2 separate regions of the Homo sapiens genome follow, and region 2 is linked to region 1. A link is a loop called in an ENCODE intact Hi-C map of the cell type or tissue named here. Cell type or tissue: dorsolateral prefrontal cortex. All regions are shown on one strand. Each heading gives the region's core, and the rest is flanking DNA. Links, peaks and the distances in the headings are about the cores only. Region 1 has its middle 10 kb from the start of ZNF397. Region 2 has its middle 11 kb from the start of ZNF24.

The links. Peaks named below come from ENCODE experiments on the same cell type or tissue, not always from the same donor. Only the 100,000 strongest peaks of a DNase experiment are listed, where the experiment ranks them.
Region 2: a loop joins it to region 1, with 12 times the contacts of the local background. A loop is called at or near these places in 99 of 110 quality-filtered maps.

What each region holds. Positions count from the first base shown.
Region 1 is chr18:35,225,701-35,235,807 of GRCh38, forward strand. No RefSeq gene overlaps it. Among named protein-coding and RNA genes, the nearest start is that of ZNF397, 10 kb to the right of the region's middle. In dorsolateral prefrontal cortex, for the core only: CTCF peaks have their summits at 5,449 (motif pointing right) and 5,649; a DNase peak (open chromatin) is centred at 5,481; H3K4me3 peaks cover 395 bases; H3K27ac peaks cover 3,374 bases.
Region 2 is chr18:35,350,100-35,360,206 of GRCh38, forward strand. No RefSeq gene overlaps it. Among named protein-coding and RNA genes, the nearest start is that of ZNF24, 11 kb to the left of the region's middle. RefSeq lists enhancers at 4,904-5,424, 6,077-6,609 and a silencer at 5,066-5,245. In dorsolateral prefrontal cortex, for the core only: CTCF peaks have their summits at 5,160 (motif pointing left) and 5,360; a DNase peak (open chromatin) is centred at 5,182; H3K4me3 peaks cover 512 bases; H3K27ac peaks cover 1,185 bases.

The sequences.
Region 1 (10,107 bases), core at 711-8,710:
TAAATTATGGTTTAATAAATTATATGTTATAGAATATTAGGCAATTGTAAAAAAACTGAGAAAGCTCTTTAAGTAAATAATATGGAAAGATCTTTAGGTATATTATTAGCTTTCTAAAAAGCAAAGTGAAAACCGGGTGTATAGTATGCTACCTTTTGAGTAAAAGGGGTAGAATAAGGAAACGTATTTTTTCATTGCTTCTGCAGACATAAAGAAACTCTGGAATGACTTATAATAAACCAATTATGCTGGCTATCCAGAGGGTAGGCAGGTAAGTGGGAAATGAATAGGTAATTACAATTTTTCATCTTATACCTTTTGCAATTTTTTGAACCATTAAAAAATTTATCTGTTCAAAAATTGGATTACAACAACATTTAAGCAGATGAGAAAATGTTATTTTATTCATTTTAACCTCCACTAAAAAATATCCCAAGAGATTCTTTTTTAGACTGAAAATATTCTGGAAAACACCTTCTAATCGGAGACCAGGAGACTTAAGATACTACAAAAAGCCCCTGGATTAAAATGCTGAAAGATGACTTCCCATTCAGCTGTCTAAGAAATTAGTTAAAATTTACTTTAAAATACGAACAATGGGCTTGGCGCAGTGGCTCATGCCATAATCCCAGCACTTTGGGAAGTTGAGGTGGAAAGATTGCTTGAGCTCCGGAGTTCAAGACCAGTCTGGGCAACATGTCAAGTCTCCGACTCTACAAAAAATACAAAAATTAGCCAGGTGTGGGGGCACATACCTTCAATCCCAGATACTTGGGAGGCTGAAGCAGGAGAATCCTTGAGCCCAGAAGGCGAAAGCTGCAGTGAGCCATGATTGTGCCACTACACTCTGGGTGACAGAGCCAGGCCTTGTCTAAAAAACTAATAATGGTAAAGTAAAATAAAATAAAACATGAACATCGTATAATTTTTTGCAAATCTTAAAGGTATTAACAATTGAACCATATAAAATTCTGAGACCTAGCAATGCCATACTATATTAAAGGAACATAAAACATAAGAAAAAGATAACAATGAAGGTAAGCAATTGTAGGAGAGGAGAAAAAGGCTTTGCAGTAGACAGGTGAATAGTAGAAAAATATCAAAGATCTGCAGTTCATTACAGGAGTAACTAAAGTTTGAGAAAAATATTCCAGCAGGTCATTATATGTGTGTACTCTGTGTGTGTGTGCTTGTTTATTTGTTTATTTATTTATTTATTTATTTTATTCATTCCAAACTGGCAACTTTTCCTTTCATTTTAAATACACAATTTAAAAGCAGGAGGGAACTGTATTCCCAAAACTTATAGACCTACAGAAATAAAAATTGACTTAGAGGCCAGGAGCCCTGGCTCATGCCTGTAATCCCAGTGTTACTGGTGGAGGGTGTCCAGATTCTTGGCGTCTTGAACAAAGAATTGGACAAAATGCACAAACAAAGCAAGGAAAGAATGAATCGACAAAAGCAGAGATTTATTGAAAACAAAAGTACACTCCACAGGGCAGGAATGGGCCTGAGCATAGGGGCTTAAGAGCCCCAGTTAAATAATTTTCTGGGGCTTAAATACCCTGTAGAAATTTCCTGTTGGTGACTTGATGTACACCCTATGTAAATGAACCAGTCCTAGTGGTTGCAGAAAGCAGCCAATCAAAGGCTGAAGTGAAGTTACAGAGTTACATCCTATGCAAACGTCTGATTGGTTTTGGAAAGCAACCAATCAGAGGCTTAAGTGAAGTTACAAAGTTATACTCCTATGCAAATGAAGACTTGGCCCACTACCAGCCTGATTGGTTGCATGAGGGGACCAATCAGAGGTACTTTCAATTTTTCATCTGCCAGGCAGAAAAGCAGGGGCAATACAAAGGGAATAGCCTCTGGTCCTTTCCTTTTGCTTTACTTCTAGGAAGTCAGTGTGAATTGGCCTTAGGTTCTCTGCCTCCAGACCCTATTCTTCTGCCTTGCCAGCACTTTGGGAGGCCAAGGAAGGCAGATCCCTTGAGGCCAGGAGTTCAAGACCAATTTGGCCAACATGGCAGAACCATGTCTCTACAAAAAATACAAAAATTAGCCAGATGTGATGGCACATGCCTGTAATCCCAGCTGCTCGGAAGGCTGAGGCATGAGAATCGCTTGAACCTGGGAGGTGGAGGTTGCAGTAAGCCAAGATCACTCCACTGTAATCCAGCCTGGGTGACAGAGTGAGACTCTGTCTCAAAACAAACAAACAAACAAAATCTATTTAGAGAAGAAGTCTTTACAAAACATTAACCTAAATTATAAGATGGGGGACAGCATAATTATAATATTGGTAAGTGACCACAAAAAGTAAACATGATCATTCCTGAAACACTGACTATTAAGTCCAGAGAGATTATAAACATACACACTTTTATAACTGCTAGTCATTTCTGTCTAAGCTTTAGTTATTAAGTTAAATTATTTACATCTAAACCATGAAAAGAATTCACAATTTTTCTGAAGTTAAGTTTTCTCTTCAAGAGAAGAGGAAATTTTACAATGAAACATACTCTTTAGATGGAAATCTGACAATATAAAATTGGAGTTTAAATTTTTTGTGGGGCTGGGCACGGTGGCTCATGCCTGTAATCTCAGCACTTTGGGGGACAGAGGTGGGTGGATCACGAGGTCAGGAGATCGAGACCAGCCTGCCCAACATGGTGAAACCCCATCTCTACTAAAAATACAAAAATTAGCTACGCGTGGTAGTGCACACTTGTAGTCCCAGCTACTTAGGAGGCTGAGGCAGGAGAATCACTTGAACCCGGGAGGCAGAGGTTGCAGTGAGCCGAGATCCTGCCACTGCACTCCAGCCTAGGCAACAGAGCAAGACTCCGTCTCAAAAAAAAAAAAAAATTGTCGAAGATGTAAATTTAAGTCTGTATTTGTCAGCTATAAAGTAGCTTACCAATTAAAAAAATTTACATTAATCTGGTGATATGGTTTAGCTATATCCCCACCCAAATCTCATCTTGAATTGTAGTTCCAATAATCCCCACATGTCATGGGAGGGCTCCAGTGGGAGGTAACTGAAACATGGGGGCGGTTTACCCCATGCAGTTCTCATGATAGTGAGTGAGTTCTCATGAGATCTGATGGTTTTATAAGGGTCTTTTTCCTCTTTGCTTGGCACCTCTCCTTCCTGCCATCATGTGAAAAAGGATGTGTTTGCTTCCCTTTCCTCCATGATTTTAAGTTTCCTGGAGGCCTCCCCAGCCATGCGGAACTGGGAGTCAATTAGACCTCTTTCCTTTATCAGTTATCCAGTCTTGGGCAGTTCTTTATAGCAGCATGAAAATGGACTAATACATCTGGTTTGTTTCTTATTTTCCATAATCTAAGTTGGGGTTCAGAGTTCTTCCTCAATTCTTCCCAAGCACTCTAAACTCTACCTACTTTTGTTGTTCTAGAATACTCTTGATGTCTCTGTCTTACCCTAGATGGATTCTAGAGGCCCAGTCCATGTGTCTTTTATTTACAGTTGACCCTTAAACAAAAAACAATTTTTGAACTCTGTGGGCCTGCTTATATGTGGATTTCTTCAACCTTTGCCATCCCTGAGACAGCAAGACCAACCCCTCCACTTCCTCCTACTCCTCGGCCTACTCAACATGAAGATGAGAAGGTTGAAGACCTTTATGATGATCCACTTCCACTTAATGGATAGTAAATATATTTCTCTTCCTTATGATTTTCTTAATAACATTTTCTTTTCTCTAGCTTACTTTATTATAAGAATACAGTATATAATCATATAACATACAAAATATATGTTAATCAACTGTTTATGTTATGGGCAAGGCTTGCAGCCAACAGTAGGCTATCAGTAGTTAAGTTTGGGGGGAGTCGACTGTGGGCTGGGGCACTGTGGTTCATGCCTGTAATCCCAGCACTTTGGGACGCTGACACCAAGGCATGAGGAGCACTTGAGGCCAGACATCAAGACCAGCCTGAGCAACTTAGCAAGACTCCCCCATCACTCTCCCCACAAAAAATGTATATGTATATGTCAGTCTGGCCTGGTGGTACACACCTATAATCCCAATTACTCAGAAGCTGAGGCAGGGGGGTCATTTGAGCCCAGGAGTTCAAGCCTGCAGTGAGCTATGGTATGCCACTGCACTCCAGCCTGGACAACAGAGTGAGATTCTGTCTCAAAAAAAAAAAAAAAAATTATATGCTTTTTTTTTTTTTTTTGAGACAGGTTCTCTCTCTGTCACCCAGGCTGGAGTGTGGTGGCGTGATCTCAGCTCATTGCAGCCTCAACCTCTGAGGCTCAGGTGATTCTCCTACCTCAGCCTCCCAAGTAGCTGGTACTCAGGTGTGTGCCACCACGCCTGGCTAATTTTTTATATTTTTAGTAGAGATGGGGTTTTGTTATGTTGCCCAGGCTGGTCCTGAGCTCCTGGACTCAAGCAATACCCCCACTTCAGCCTCCCAGAGTGCTGGGATTACAGGTGTGAGCCACTGTGTCTGGCCGATATGCAGATTTTTTACCTATATGTAGGTGTATGAGTTCCCCTAACCCCCAAGTTGTTCAAGGGTCAACTGGTACTGTGGTATTCACAGAACCTAGTACAGTGCCTGGCTCATTGATGCTCAATAAACATTTTTTGAATTTAATTAAGTATTTAAAAATTAAGACATAGTAATATTTTGTATATTAATGACATTTTAAATACCCAACATTTTCATTTAGGCCAAAGTTATTTAGTTTTCACATACACCATCACTTAATAAGTGATGCTGAATTTATAAGACTAAATAAGTTTACGAGAAATTCAGCCTTAGGAGATTCACTGTAAAATTCTAGTAAACAAATTCTTCAGGGCTAATTTTCTTTCTCTGTTCATATAACTCAAAAGTAGCTATAATAAAATTTGGTTTTTTTTGTTTGTTTTTTGTTTTTGTTTGGATGGAGTTTCGCTCTTGTTGCCCAAGCTGGAGTGCAATGGTGCAACCTCGGCTCACTGCAACCTCCATCTCCCAGGTTCAAGCAATTCTCCTGCCTCAGCCTCCCGAGTAGCTGGGATTACAGGTGCTCGCCACCACGCCCGGCTAATTTTTTGTATTTTTGGTAGAAACGGGGTATCACTATCTTAGCTAGGCTGGTCTCGAACTCCTGACCTCAGGTGATCCGCCGGCCTCGGCCTACCAAAGTGCTGGGATTACAGGAGTGAGCCACTGCACTCGGCCATAAAATTTATTCTTTTACAGCATCTTTATATTCAAGTATTTTGTAGAAAGTATTCAAGATTATTTGGTTCCTTAGGATGTTATATAATTTTTATTTATAATTAAAATATTTGATAAAGCCTTTAGACATTTAAAATCCAAATTTCTATGTCCAGAAATTATGTGTTACTGGGAATGAGAAATTACACTGCAGGCTCCGCTAGGATCCTTCTGAACGTGCCCTGCTTTAAATGGCCAACAGGGGGCAGCATGTTCTAGGGCAATGTCTCGAATCCTGCAACAGTCTTTGTGACGAAAAACAGTCGCCGAACTGCCACCAGAACTCTTGGACTGTGGAATGCAGGGTAAACAAAAATCTATTTACTGGCTCCAGTCAAACTACTTCTAAAGCAGTAGAGGTCATCTTATGGTTTCAATCATTTTACAATTAGTTTCAATACCACCACTAATTATCACCTGCTTGTTAATGCATAATAATAGGTGAATATAACACAAAATAGCAAGTTTCCTGTCAAGCCAGAGAGGAGAGAAGAAAGAGCTAAAAGAATCTTGGGAACATGAAATATTGAAAAATGCTTAAGTAATCTGGAACACTTATTACCTGCACACTTAATGATTTTTCAGTCTAATAAACATGATTAATATGTGATTTTTTACTGTTTATAATACTAACGCCTTATATATATTATTAACATAGATACTAATAATAGTAATGCACTCAAATAACTATAAGAACTAGTGAGGATTTTTAGGCTAATGTATTCATTCTTTGTACAAGTAAATTCTGTAAAAACAGAAAAATTTATCCTATGAAATAGATTGACATTCAATATCATATATTTTACTATAACTGTAGGATGTTACTAGTATGGGGTCCTTTTATAGACTAATATACAGTAGTAAAAATTATGGTAAAATCGTAGGCAAGTTAGATTAGAAAGATAATTACTTTTTTATTTTGTTCAATTTGGTTAGATTTGTTCTTTAGCAAAAGGCATTCATTTGTGTATATTCTTAATTTTACTCTGCTATGTTGTCATGCTTACCCACACAAACTGTTAATTAATAGTACCCTTGATTTTGAAGCTTGAAGAGATCCTGACATTCCCTCTATTTAAAGAGTCTTTGAGTCCCTACTTTTGATGCAGTTTCCTAGGATACTGAGAAATCAGTTGCTATTTAAACATTGGCTAGACTTGTCTAACTTCAAATAATTTACTTGAGACTTGTTTAAAATTATATTAGCCACTAAGCTTAGAAATGTGTCAAGTAGGAGTCAGGTTATGACCTCATACTTCAAATGAGACTTGAAGACTTGGTTGGCTCTCATAATCTCAGCTAGTCCTCACTGATGGCTCTATGGCAGTGCAGCACTGAAGAAGTACAATCAGGAAACATCACTCTAGCTCTATTATACAGTTCACTTAGTTGATGAGTATTGAACCAATTATTAAATTTTTCTGTACCTCAATTGTATGTAAACAGTGTAGACATTTTTTAAATGTTTGTCAAAGTGATTATGACCATCATATTACTTTGGTTTTCTAAGAAATCAAAAAGGAGATTTACAAATAAAGAACTAAATGGTAATGAAAAGTTCCTTTTAAGGGTAATTTCTAAATATGAGTAATTTTAATTTTAAAAAGAAATTAACAGTGTGCTCAAAGTGCTTTGCCAGGTCCTGAGAAGACTAACATAAATAAGTTAAGAGGAGCAGTGGCTCACGCCTATAATCCCAGCACTCTGGGAGGCAGACATGGGTGGATCCCTTGAGCTTGGTATTGGATCCCAGGAGTTCAATACCAGCCTGGGCAACACGGCAAACCCCATTTCTACCAAATACACACACACACACACACACACACACACACACACACACGCGCGCGCGCGCGCGCACTTATTAGCTGGGTGTGGTGTCTCACGCCTGTAGTCCCAGCTACTCTGGAGGCTGAGGTGGGAGGATTGCTTGAGTTGGTGAGGCAGAGATTGCAGTAAGCAGAGATCAGGCCACTGCACATAGCCTGGGCAACAGAGTGAGACCCTGTCTCAAATAAATAAGTCAAGAGGAGCATATCATAGCAGAGCCCTTCCTAGGGAGCTGAGGAAGGTTTCACAAGGAAAATAACATAATGTGGCCTGAAGGATGCTGAAAATTTCAACCAAAAGCAAAAAGATTATTAAAAATAATAGGCCCGGTGCAGTGGCTCACGCCTGTAATCCCAGCACTTTGGGAGGCCGAGGTGGGCGGATCATGAGGTCAGGAGATCGAGACAATCCTGGCTAACACGGTGAAACCCCGTCTCCACTGAAAAATACAAAAAAATTAGCCGGGCGTGGTGGCAGGTGCCTGTAGTTCCAGCTACTCGGGATGCTGAGCCAGAAGAACGGCGTGAACCCGGGAGGCGGAGCTTGCAGTGAGCAGAGATCGCTCCACTGCACTCCAGCATGGACGACAGAGCTAGACTCCGTCTCAAAATAATAATAATAATATTCGGAGCAAATTCAAGGAAGTTGGACAGAATAGGATAACAGAAATGGCATATCACCTTTAGTGCCTGAGTATGTGGGGTGTACATGAGTATGGGTCAGAAGAAGGAAGATGTTGGATGGTATGTCAAGGGTATGTACCTTATATTCAGTGGACATGGCAAAGCAGCAAATATTTATAAAATAGCATGATTACATAATCAAATTCATATTAAGACTCTGGCAGCAATCTGAAAGATGCATTGGAATAAGAGGAGAGATAGGAGACAAGGACTGAAAAGCTATTACAAGAAAGACAGCGAAGACCGGAATTGAAACAGCAGTAAGAAAAAGAAGATAAATTTGAGTTATTTCAAATGATGCTTTAATAGGACCACAGTTAAAGAATGGCCAATTTTTCTGGTCCCTTACACTGGCCCTAAAATTTCTACTTAGTCTTGACAGTGTGAGGCAAAAAGGAAAGTTAAGAAAGTAAGATAATTATTCTATTTTAATAATTCATAATAATAACATGATTAATAATAAAATTTAAGATAGAGGAAGGTAGTCGAATTGGATTTGGCTGTGTGAATGTCGAGGCATTGGTGAATTGTCCAGAACAGACGCTCACACAAATTGGATATTAAGATTTAGGGCTTGGTAGACAAGTCAGGGTTGGAAGTAGAAATTTGGGGACAGTTTATGCATAAGTGGAAGAATGAAATCACTGCCAGAGAAGGAATATATATGGAAAAGAGAGGAGTGTTGAAGATGACCTCAGAAGGAAGTAAGCAGAAAAGAGGAGGCAGCTGTAAGGCAAAGGTGTGGATGGAGAGGTAGAGAAAAAATAGTGCCCTAGAATCTAAAAAAATGGACAAGTTATCAGCAGTGATAAATGCTAAAATGCAGGAAGGCTAAGGATTGAGATGTCATTATGTTCAAGGAGGCAACTTAAGTGGAATGGTAAGAGGAAAGTGGATTGCCTCAGGTTGAACAGTAAATGAGAAGTGAGTTTGTATCCTTATTTCCATACTTCCATAATTTCCAAAAATCATACTTTGTGTGAAAGTAAATTATAGCCCTAAGAGTGTTCAATATACTCTGTAAAGAGATGGAAATGTACAACATAACTAGAATGTGCAAAAATGTGATAACTCTGGCTCTTAAAGAGGTAAGCTTCAGCTATCTAAAATGCCACTAGAATGAACATCTCATTTCCTCCACAGCAATGTCCAAAATGCATGTTTGTTTTTAATGTTTTTTAATACTGTACTTAATGCATGAGCACCAACAGTAGAAAGAATAGAAAACCACCATAGCCAGTGGGAGATATATCCAGAATCTGCAAATCAAAGGATAAAAACTGCAATACTCAAAAGATTCCAAGAAAATAGTATTTTATCTTTAATGTCTATTTTTCACAGTATTAAATTAAATAGCACTCTTACATTGATCTTAATACTAGTGTTCTTTAATTCATTTACTAAAAAACAAACAAAACAGGGTTTCTGTTCCTATTTTGATCTTAGAAGTAGATAAGGACACCAATTATATTAAATGAACTCCAATTCAAACCACTGTCAAATACTTTTTGGTATTACAAATTTGGTAAATATGGGCCGGGCATGGTGGCTGACACCTGTAATCCCAACACTTTGGGAGACCAAGCCAGACAGACTGCTGAGCCCAGAAGCTCGATAACAGCCAGGGCAACATGGTGAGACCCCATCTCTACAAAAAAAAAAAAAATTACAAAAATTAGCCAGGCTCGGAGATGGGCACCTGTCATCCCAGCTACTCAGGAGTTGAGACAGGAGGATCAAATGAGCAGATTGACAGAGTAAGACTATGTCTCTAAACTAAAAAAATAAAAAATAAGTCCATTAAAGTCACTCAGTGAGGCCCTGGTTGGTGCCTTAGAGTCGTAATCCCAGTATATACTATAAGGTCTATAAGGATAAATGTAGAAATATTTTTTATCAGATTTAGTATCTGCTGTAGCCAAAGAATGGTACACGTAGACATTTACACATAATTGTTTAATGGATGGATCAGAATCCACATCTGTCTGACCCTAAAGCCTGTACTCTGTCTACCATATCACAGTTTCCTAAACTAATTGATACTAAGAATCATCTGGGGTAATTGCTAAAAAATAGATAAAACCCCCTCCCCAGGTGTTCTGATTGAAGGCCTAGAAATGTTTATTTTTAATAATGACCCTAAATTGTTCTTATCATTGGGCATATCCAAACCTGCAGAAATATTCCTTCTTCTAGCCTCCGCATTCTCCCCACTGACTCAATACCTCCTCCCACAAATAACAATACACATCCACTGACTCAATATCTCCTCCCACAAATAATAATACACATTTATTGTGCACTGTTCTAAATGTATTGATTCACTTGATGCTTACAACAACGT
Region 2 (10,107 bases), core at 1,155-9,154, 120 kb after region 1:
TTGTTTTTGTTTTGCATGGAGATGCCCAATTGTTCTATTTGATAAAAAGTTCATCCTTTGTCCATTGAACTGCCTTTACATCTTTATAAAAAATCAATTGGTCATATTTCTCAATTCTCTAATCTGTTATATTATCAAGCATGTTATCTCACATGCTTGATTACTGTAGCCTTATGATAATTGTCAAAAACCTGGGCTGGGCATGGTGGCTTATGCCTGTAATCCCAGCACTTTGGGAGGCCAAGGTGGGAGAATCACTTGAGGCCAGGAGTTCAAGATCAGCCTGGTCTACATAGAGAGACCCCCATCTCTACAAAAATATAGAAAAAATTATCTGGATGTGGTCGTGCACACCTGTAGTCCCAGCTACTAAGGAGGTTAAGGCAGGAGGACTGCTTGAACCCAGAAGATTGAGACTGCAGTGAGCTACGATTGTGCCACTGTACTTCAGCCTAGGTGACAGAGCAAGACCCTGTTTGTTTAAAAAAAAAAATCTGGTAGTTTGAATCCATTTAGCATTCCATATATCTTTTAGAATCAGCTTGCCTATATTTACAAAAACACCCTATTCTATTGGAAATTCTATTGGAATTACATTAAATCTATTGTTCAATTTAGTGATGTCCATGAACACTCTACATCTCCCCATTTATTTTGATATTCTTTGATTTTCTTCATCATCATTTTGTAGATTTCAGTATACAAATTCTACCCATGCTTTGTTCAATTTATTCTTAAATACTTAGTGTTTTATGAGCTATTTTAAATGTTTTTCTTTTGAGACAGTGTCTTGCTTTGTCACCCAGGCTGGAGTGCAGTGGTGCAATCTAAGCTCACTGCAGCCTCCACCTCCTGGATGCAAGGATTCTCATTCCTCAACCTCCTGAGTAGCTGGGATTACAGGCAAGTGACACCACGCCCAGCTAATCTGTGTGTGTATGTATATTTAATAGAGATGAGGTTTCGCTATGCCAGCCAGGCTGGTCTCAAACTCCTGGCCTCAAGTGATCCACCAGCCTCAGCCTCCCAAAGTGCTGGGATTATAGGCGTGAGCTACTGCACCTGGCCTTTAAATAGTATTTAAACATTTTTTGATTTCCAGTGTTTATTGTCAGTATATATAAATGTAATTGATTTTTGTATATTGGCTTTTGCTATGGACTAAGTGTTTGTGTTACCCTGAACTTTGTATGTTAAAGCCCTAATTCACAATGTGGTGGTATTTGGAGGTGAGGCCTTAGGAGGTGATATAGTTTGGATCTGTGTCCCTGCTCAAATCTCATGTTGAATTGTGATTCCTCAATGTTGGAGGTGAGGCCTGGTAGGAGGTGATTGGATAATGGAGGCAAGTTCTCATGAATGATTTAGCACCATCCTCCTTTGGTGCTGTTCACGTGATAGAATTCTCACGAGATCTGGTAATTTAAAGCGTGTAGCACCTCCCCTCTTCTCTCTCTTCCTCCTGCTCCAGCCATGTAAGATGTGCCAGCTTCCCCTTTGCCTTCCACCATGATTTGAACTTTCCCAAGGCCTCCCCAGAAGTTGAACAGATGCTAGCATCATTCTTCCTGTACAGCTTAGAGAACCAAAAGCCAATTAATCTCTTTTCTTTATAAATTACCCAGTCTCAGGTATTTATTTATAGCAATGTGAGAATGGACTAATACTGAAAATTGGTACTGAGGAGTGGGGCATTGCTATAAAGATACCTGAAAATGTGGAAGCAGCTTTGGAACTGGGTAATGGGAAGAGGTTGGAAGAGATTAGAGGGCTCAGAAGAAGACAGGAAGATGAGGGAAAGTTTGGAAATTTCTAGAGGCTTGTTGAAGTCTTCCTAGAGACTTGTTGACCAAAAGGCCGACAGTGATATGAATAGTGAAGTCCAGGCTGAGGAGGTCTCAGATGAAGATGAGAAACTTATTGGGAAATGGAGTAAAGATCACTTTTGCTATGCTTTAGCAAAGAGCCTGGCTGCATAGTGCCCTGCTCTAGGGATCTGTGAAATTTTGAACTTGAGAATGATGATTTGGGGTATCTGGTGGAAGAGATGTCTAAGCAGCAAAGCATTCATGATGTGGCCTGGCTGCTTCTAACAACCTATGCTCATATGCACGAGCAAATAAATTAGCTGAAAGTGGAACTTACATTTAAAAGGGAAGCAGAGGGTAGAAGTTTGGAAAATTTGTAGCCTGGCAATGTTGTAGAAAAGAAAAGCCCATTTTCATGGGAGGAATTCAAGCAGGCTGCAGAAATTTGCATAAGTATAAAGGAGCCAAGTGCTAATAGCCAAGACAATGGGGAAAAGGCCTGGAAGGCATTTCAGAGACCTTTGTGGTAGCCCCTCCCATCATGGGCCTGGAGGCCTAGGAGGATAGAATGGTTTCCTGGGCCAGGACCAGGGCCCTGCTGCCCTACACAGCGTTGGGACACTGTTCCCTGCATCCCAGCCACTCCAACTCCAGCCACGTCATATAGGGGCCCAGATACAGCTTGGGCCACTGCTCCAGAGAGTGCAAGCCATAAGACTTGGCAGCTTCCACATGGTGTTAAGCCTGTGGGAATGCAGAGTGCAAGAGTTGAGATTTTGGAGCCTCCACCTAGACTTCAGAGGATGTATGGAAAAGCCTGGAGGTCCAGGCAGAGGCTTGTTGCAGGGGTGGATCCCTCATGGAGAACCTGTACTAGGGCAGTGCAAAGGGGAAATGTGGGATTGGAGCCCCCATACAGACTCCCACTGGGGCACTGCTTAGTGGGGGAATGGCAGATCCACCAGCAGCTTGCACCCTGCACTTGGAAAAGCCACAGGCACTCAGTGTCAATCCTTGAGAACAGCTATAGGGGCTGAATCCTGCAAAGCCACAGGGTGGAGCTGTCCAAGGCCTTAGGAGTCTACCCATTGCATCAGCATGCCCTGGGTGTGGGACATGGATTCAACAGAGATTATTTTGGCACTTTAAGATTTAATGATTGCTCTGCTGGATTTGGGGCTTGCACAGCACCTGTAGCCCCTTTCTTTTGGTGGGCTTCTCCCTTTTGGAATAGGAGTATTTACCCTATGCCTATACCTTCATTGTATCTTGGTTGTAACTAGTTATTTTACAGGCTTATAGGTGAAACGGTCTAACCTTGTCTCAAATGAGACTTTGGACTTTTGAGTTAATGCTGGAATGAGTTAAGACTTTGGGGACTGTTGGGAAGACATGGTTGTATTTTGCAGTGTGAGATGGACATGAGATTTGGGAGGGGCCAGGAGCAGAATGATAGAGTTTTGTTCTGTGTCCCTGCCCAAATCTTATGTCAAATTGTGTTCCCCAATATTGGAGGTGGGGCCTGGTGGGAGGTGATTGATTGGATCATGGGGGTGAGTTCTCACGAATGATTTAACACCATCCCCCTTGGTGCTTTTCTTGTGATAGAGTTCTCAAGGGATCTGGTTATTTAAAAGTGTGTAGCACCTCCCCACCTCTCTCTTGCACCTGCTCCAGCCATGTAAGAGGTACCTGCTTCCCCTTCATCTTACACCATGATTGTAAGTTTCCTGAGGCCTCCCCAGAAGCCAAACAGATGCTACCATCATGCTTCCTGTACAGAAATAAATTTCTGTTGTTTAAACCACTCAGCTTATGGTATTTTTGTTATAGGACCCCAAACTCACTAAGACAACGTTATATTTTACAATCTTGCTATACTCCCTTATTATTATTAGGAAGTTTTTTATAGATTCAGTGGGATTTTTTAGGTAGATGTTCAAGTTACCTGCAAATTGGGAGCACTTATTTTTAAAATAAATAGCCTGCATAACTTTCTTTTTTAATTTTTAAAATTAGAGACAGGGTCTCGTTTTGTCACCCAGGCTGCAGTACTATGGCGTGATCATGGCTTACTGCAGCCTCAACCTCCTGGGCTCAAGTGATCCTCCCACCTCAGCTTCCTGAGTAACTGGCACTACAGGTGTTGCTACCACATCTGGCTTTTTAAAAATTTTTGTAGAAATGAGGTCTTGCTATGTTGCCAGGCTGGTCTCAAATTCCTGGCCTTAAGTGATCCTCCTGTCTTGACATCCCAAAGTGCTGGGATTATAGGTGTGAACCACCATGCCAAGCTGTGCATAATTTTCATATCTTGCCTTATTGTACTGGTTAGGACTTCAATTACAATGTTGAATAGGAGTGCAGAGTAGACATCCCTTTTTTTGTTCTCAGTCTTAAGGAGAAAAACATTCGGCCTTTCATAATTAAGTGTTATATTAACTCTAGATTTTTAGTAGATAACCTTTACAAGTTTGAAGAAGCCTCCTTCTATTCTTTTCATAAATGGATGTGAATTTTGTCAAATACTTTTCCTGCATCAATTGATATGACCATGTGGTTTTTCCTGTTGAGACTATTAATATGGTAAATTAGCTTCACTGATTTTTGAGTACTGAGTCAACCTTACAGTTCTGGGATAAACCCTCTTGGTCATGATGTTTTATCCTTTCTATACATTGCTGAATTAAATTTGCTAGTATTTTGTTGAGGAGTTTTGTGCCTACGTCTGTGAAGGATATTGGATTGTAGTTTTCTTGTACTGTCCTTTTTTTGTTTGTCGGTCTTTTACTGTCTGTGTCATTTAGATTCAGTAATTTCTATTGATTTATCACTATTTCCTCTGTCATCTCCGTTTCCCTATTGAACCCATCAGGTGAATATTTTATTTTGATTGTTGTATTTTTCACTTCAAAAATTTCCATTCATTTCCTCTCTATATCTTCCATTTCTTTCCTGATATATATCCTTCCATTCATTCACCCTTACTTTCAAAGCATGGTTATAAAACTTGCCTTAAAGTTTTTTCTGTGAACCCTAATGTCTGTATCATCTAGGTGTTGGCATCACTTGATTTTTTTTTCTCTTGCAAGTGGAGATATTCCTGGTTCTTTCTGTGCCTAGTAATTTTGCATTGTATCCTGCACATTTTCAATATTATGCTGTCAGATCCTGGGCATTATTTAAGTCATAAGGAGAATGTTGATGTTTTTCTTTAACAGTCAACTGCCCTAGTTAGGGTCAGGTTGCAAGTTCTGATCTGCATTGTGTGGGCTGTAGTTCCAATGTCAGTTCAGGTTTCACACATTTCCAGTTCAATTTGGGTCTTTGTGTCTGCCACCCAGTGGCCAATCTGGGGCCTAAGCGGTAGTCTATCTTGTAGCTCAGTTCTCAATGCCTGTGATGTGCCAGTTAGGGTCAGCTTCACACATGCGCAGTTTAGAGGCAAGCAGACAGCGCTCATACAAAACTTTAGGGGATCTCACTTGATCTCCATCTTCTTTGCAATAACTTTATCACTTTTCTGGCTCCCTGGGGTCTGTCTTACCAGTTCTTCAGTTAGAAAGCTGGGGTTTTAGTTTCCTGGTTTAGTTCTGCTGTTTACTTCTCCCAGCTGCATTCCGCATCCTGGTCCAAGCAGCCAGAGGACACAGAGAAAATAAAAGCAATGGGGATTTGCTCCATGCTTCTGGGACCAAAGCAACTCTGTTCAGAACAAAGTGTTCATCTCCCTCTGAGCTTAAAGTGCCTTCCCACAGCCTGGGTGACAGAGTGAGGCCCTGTCTCTAAAATAAATAGATCATTAAATAAATTAATTTAATTAAATGCCTTCCAAAAGACTACTGCCATTGCAATGCTGCTGACGCCAATGCTACTGCCATACTATTCCCTGAAGACTGGGGTAGAAGAGAAGGGAAATAAAGCAAAGAATACTGTATGTGGGATTTTCCCATTCTCTCTGACCCTTAGAATCCCCCTTTCCCACTCCAAACTTTATTAGGGCAGGGATTTTTTTTTAAAGCAGCTTCAATTTGTTTCTTCCAATACTTTTCTTTTTCATTGTGGTAAAATATATGTAACATGAAAATTGATCATTTTAACCATTTTAAGTGTACAATTCCTTAGGCCAGAGACAGAACTCTTATCTTGGAACTTTCTATTCATTTTCGGTGTGCACTTCTGGGTTTCAGGCTGCCTTTGAGTATAAGCAAAGAGATGCCAAGTGGGGAATTTCGTGCGCATCTGTGTGAAGAAACCACCAAACAGACTTTGTGTGAGCAACAAGGCTGTTTCTTTCACCTGGGTGCAGGTGGGCTGAGTCCGAAAAGAGAGTCAGCGAAGGGAGATAGGGGTGGGGCCATTTTATAGGATTTGGGTAGGTAAAGGGAAATTACAGTCAAAGGGGACTTGTTCTCTGGCAGGCAGGTGTGGGGGTCACAAGGTGCTCAGTAGGGGAGCTTTTGAGCCAGGATGAGCCAGGAGAAGGAATTTCACAAGATAATGTCATCAGTTAAGGCAGGAACAGGCCATTTTCACTTCTTTTGTGGTGGAATGTCATCAGTTAAGGCAGGAACTGGCCATCTGGATGTGTACGTGCAGGTCACAGGGGATATGATGGCTTAGCTTGGGCTCAGAGGCCTGACATTCCTGTCTTCTTATATTAATACGAAAAATAAAACTAGATAGCAGTAAAATGTTGAGATGGTGAAAATTTTGGGGGGTGGTATGGAGAGATAATGGGCGATGTTTCTCAGGGCTGCTTCAAGCGGGATTAGGGGCAGCGTGGGAACCTAGAGTGGGAGAGATTAAGCCGAAGGAAGATTTTGTGGTAAGGGGTGATATTGTGAGGTTGTTAGAAGAAACATTTTCGTGTAGAATTATTGGTGATGGCCTGGATACGGTTTTGTATGAATTGAAAAACTAAACGGAATAATAGAAGGAGAAATACAGGTATTAAAGGACTAAGAATTGGGAGGACTTAGGACATCTAATTAGAGAGTGCCTAAAGAGGTTCAGCATAGCCTTGCCAGCAAAGATTATTTATTTACTTTAAGAGTTAAGAGTGGCAGTTTGGGGATAGCACCAGGAGATATCAGCTGTGATGCCTTGGAGAAACAGTGTAAACCGGCAGTGTAAACAAGAGCAGGGCATGTATGAGTAGTTGAGAACGGAGAATAAGAGTATGACTAGACAGAAAATAGTAGGGATGACAAGTTTTTTGGGGCACAGGCCAAGTTGGTCTGGTGTCTGGGATGAGACTGGGGCCTAATAAAAAGGAGCATCTATACAGGAGCTCAAATGGGCTGTACCCTGCAGCATTGTGAGGACAGGCCTGAATTCTGAGAAGGAAAAGTGGTAAAAGTATTGTCCAGTCCTTTTTAAGTTGGTGGCTGAGCTTGATGAAGTGTGTGTTTAAAAGATCTTTAGTCCATTCTACTTTTCCTGAAAACTGAGGACCATAAGGGATATAAAGGTTTCACTGAATACTAAGAGCCTGAAAAAATGCTTCGCTGATTTGACTAATAAAGGTTGGTCTGTTATCAGACTGTATAGAGGTGGGAAGGCTAAACTGAGGAATTATGTCTGACAGAAGGGAAGAAATGACTGCGGTGGCATTCTCAGACCCTGTAGGAAAGGCCTCTACCTATCCAGTGAAAGTATCTACCTAGACTAAGAGGTATTTTAGTCATCTGACTCGGGGCATGTTGAGTAAAGCCAATTTGCCAGTCCTGGGTGGGGACAAATCCTCGAGCTTGATGTGTAGGGAAGGGAGGGGGCCTGAATAATCCCTGAGAAGTAGTAGAATAGCAGATGGAACACTGAGAAGTTACTTCCTTGAGGATAGATTTCCACGATGGAAAGGAAATGAGAGGTTCTAAGAGGCGGGCTAGTGGCTTTTACTATAGCATAGCCTGCCTTTGTTGGTGTGTAGCGATTAGGCCTGGTGGAACTGCCATCAATAAACCAAGTGTGATCAGGGTGAGGAACAGGAAAGAAGGAAATATGGGGAAATGGGGTGAATGTCAGTTGGATCAGAGAGATACAGTTATGGGGGTCAGGTGTAGCATCAGGAATAATGTGGGAGGCCGGACTGAAGTCCGGGCCAGGAAAAATGGTAACTGTGGGAGACTCAACAAAGAGTGAGTACAGCTGAAGGAGCTGGGGAGCAGAAAGTATATGTGTCAGGTGTGAAGAAGAAAATAGATTTTGGAAGTTATGAGAACTGTAGAGAGTGAATTGAGCATAGTTTGTGATTTTAAGGGCCTCTAAAAGTATTAGGGCGGCGGCAGCCACCGCATGCAGAACTTGAGGGCTAGGCAAAACAGTAAGGTCAAGTTGTTTGGATAAAAAGGCTACAGGGCACGGTCTTGGTTCTTGTGTAAGAATTCTGACTGCACAGTCCTGCACTTTGGCTGTGGGTAATGAAAATGGTTGGGATGAGTCAGGGAGAGCTAGGTGGGGGCAGTCTCTAAAGCTGTCTTCAAGGAACGGAAAGAGGAGTGGGGAAAGGATTTAGGATCTATGGGGTCAGCTAGGTTTCCTTTTGTGAATTTATATAGTGGTTTTGTTAGGATGGCAAAACCAGGTATCTAAAGTTGAAAGTATCTAACCATGCCTAGGAAGGAAAGGAATTGTTGTTTTGTAGAAGGTGTTGGGGTTTGAGAGATCAGCTGGACACGATCAGCAGGGAGAGCACGTGTGTTTTTATGAGAATTATGCCGAGATAGGTAACAGATGAGGAAGAAATTTGGGCTTGACTGAAATAATGGGGGCTGTCTGTGAATTCTTGCAGGTAATTTGCTGAGCCTAATGGGTGTCAAGGTCAGTGCAAGTGAAAGTGAAGAGAGGCTGGGATGAAGGGTGCAAAGGAATAGTAAAGAAAGCATGTTTGAGATCCAGAACAGAATAATGGGTTGTGGAGGGAGGTATTGAGGATAGGAGAGTATATGGGTTTGGCACCATGGGGTGGATAGGCAAAACAATTTGGTTGATAAGGCGCAGATCCTGAACTAACCAGTAAGGCTTGTTTGGTTCTAGGACAGGTAAAATGGGGGAATTGTAAGGAGAGTTTCTAGGCTTTAAAAGGCCATGCTGTAACAGGTGAGTGATAACAGGCTTTAATCCTTTTAAAGTGTGCTGTGGGATGGGATATTGGCATTCATCGGGGTAAGGTTGATTAGGTTTTAATGGGATGGTAAGGGGTGCATGATCGGTCACCAAGGAGGGAGTAGAGGTATCATACTTGTGGGTTAAGGTGGGGAGATACAAGGGGAGGATGTGAAGGAGGTTTTGAACTGGGGGAAAAGGTGGCAATGAGGTGTGGCTGTAGTCCAGGCACAGTCAGGGAAGCAGATAATTTAGTTAAAGTGTCTCGGCCTAATAAGGGAACTGGGCAGGTGGGGATAACTAAAAAGGAGTGCTTAAAAGAGTATTGTCTAAGTTGGCACCAGAATTAGGGAGTTTTAAGAGGTTTAGAAGCCTGGCCGTCAATACCTACAACAGTTATGGAGGCAAGGGAAACAGGCCTTTGAAAAGAAGGTAATGTGGAGTGGGTTGCCTCCGTATTAAGAAGGGGATGGACTTACCCTCCACTGTGATAGTTACCCAGAGTGTCTGTGATGGTCCTGTAGGCTTCCAAGGCGATTGGGTAGTGTCAGTCTTCATCTGCTAAGCCGAGAAGATCTGGGAAGGAGTCAGTCAGAGAGCCTTAGGCCAGAGTTCCAGGGGCTCTGGAAGTGGCAGCCAGGTGAGTTGAACGTCGGATTTTCATTGGGGTCCCGCACAGATGGGATATGGCTTAGAAGGAATCCTGGGCTGTGGGCATTCCTTGGCCCAGTGGCCAGATTTCTGGCACTCGTAGCAAGCTCCTGGGGGAGGAGGTTCTGGAGGAACCCCTGGCAGCTGCGGTTCAGGCATTTGGAGTTCTTGTGTGCTGGAGATGTGGCTGGGGTTTGTCTCACAGTGGAGGCAAGGAATTGCAACTCAGAAATATGTTGCTACTTAGCTGCCTCTACTCTATTATTGTACACCTTGAAAGCGAGGTTAATTAAGTCCTGTTGTGGGGTTTGAGGGCTGGAATTTAATTTTTGGAGCTTTATTTAATGTCGGGAGCAGATTGGGTAATAAAATAAAATGTGTATTGAGAATAAGACAGCCTTTTGACCTTTCAGGGTCTAGGGCTGTAAAGCGTCTCAGGGTTGCTGCCAAATGAGCCATGAACTGGGCTGGGTTTTTCATATTTGATGAAAAAGAGCCTAAATACTAACTGATTTGGGAGAGACCAGATAAAGAAAAAGGA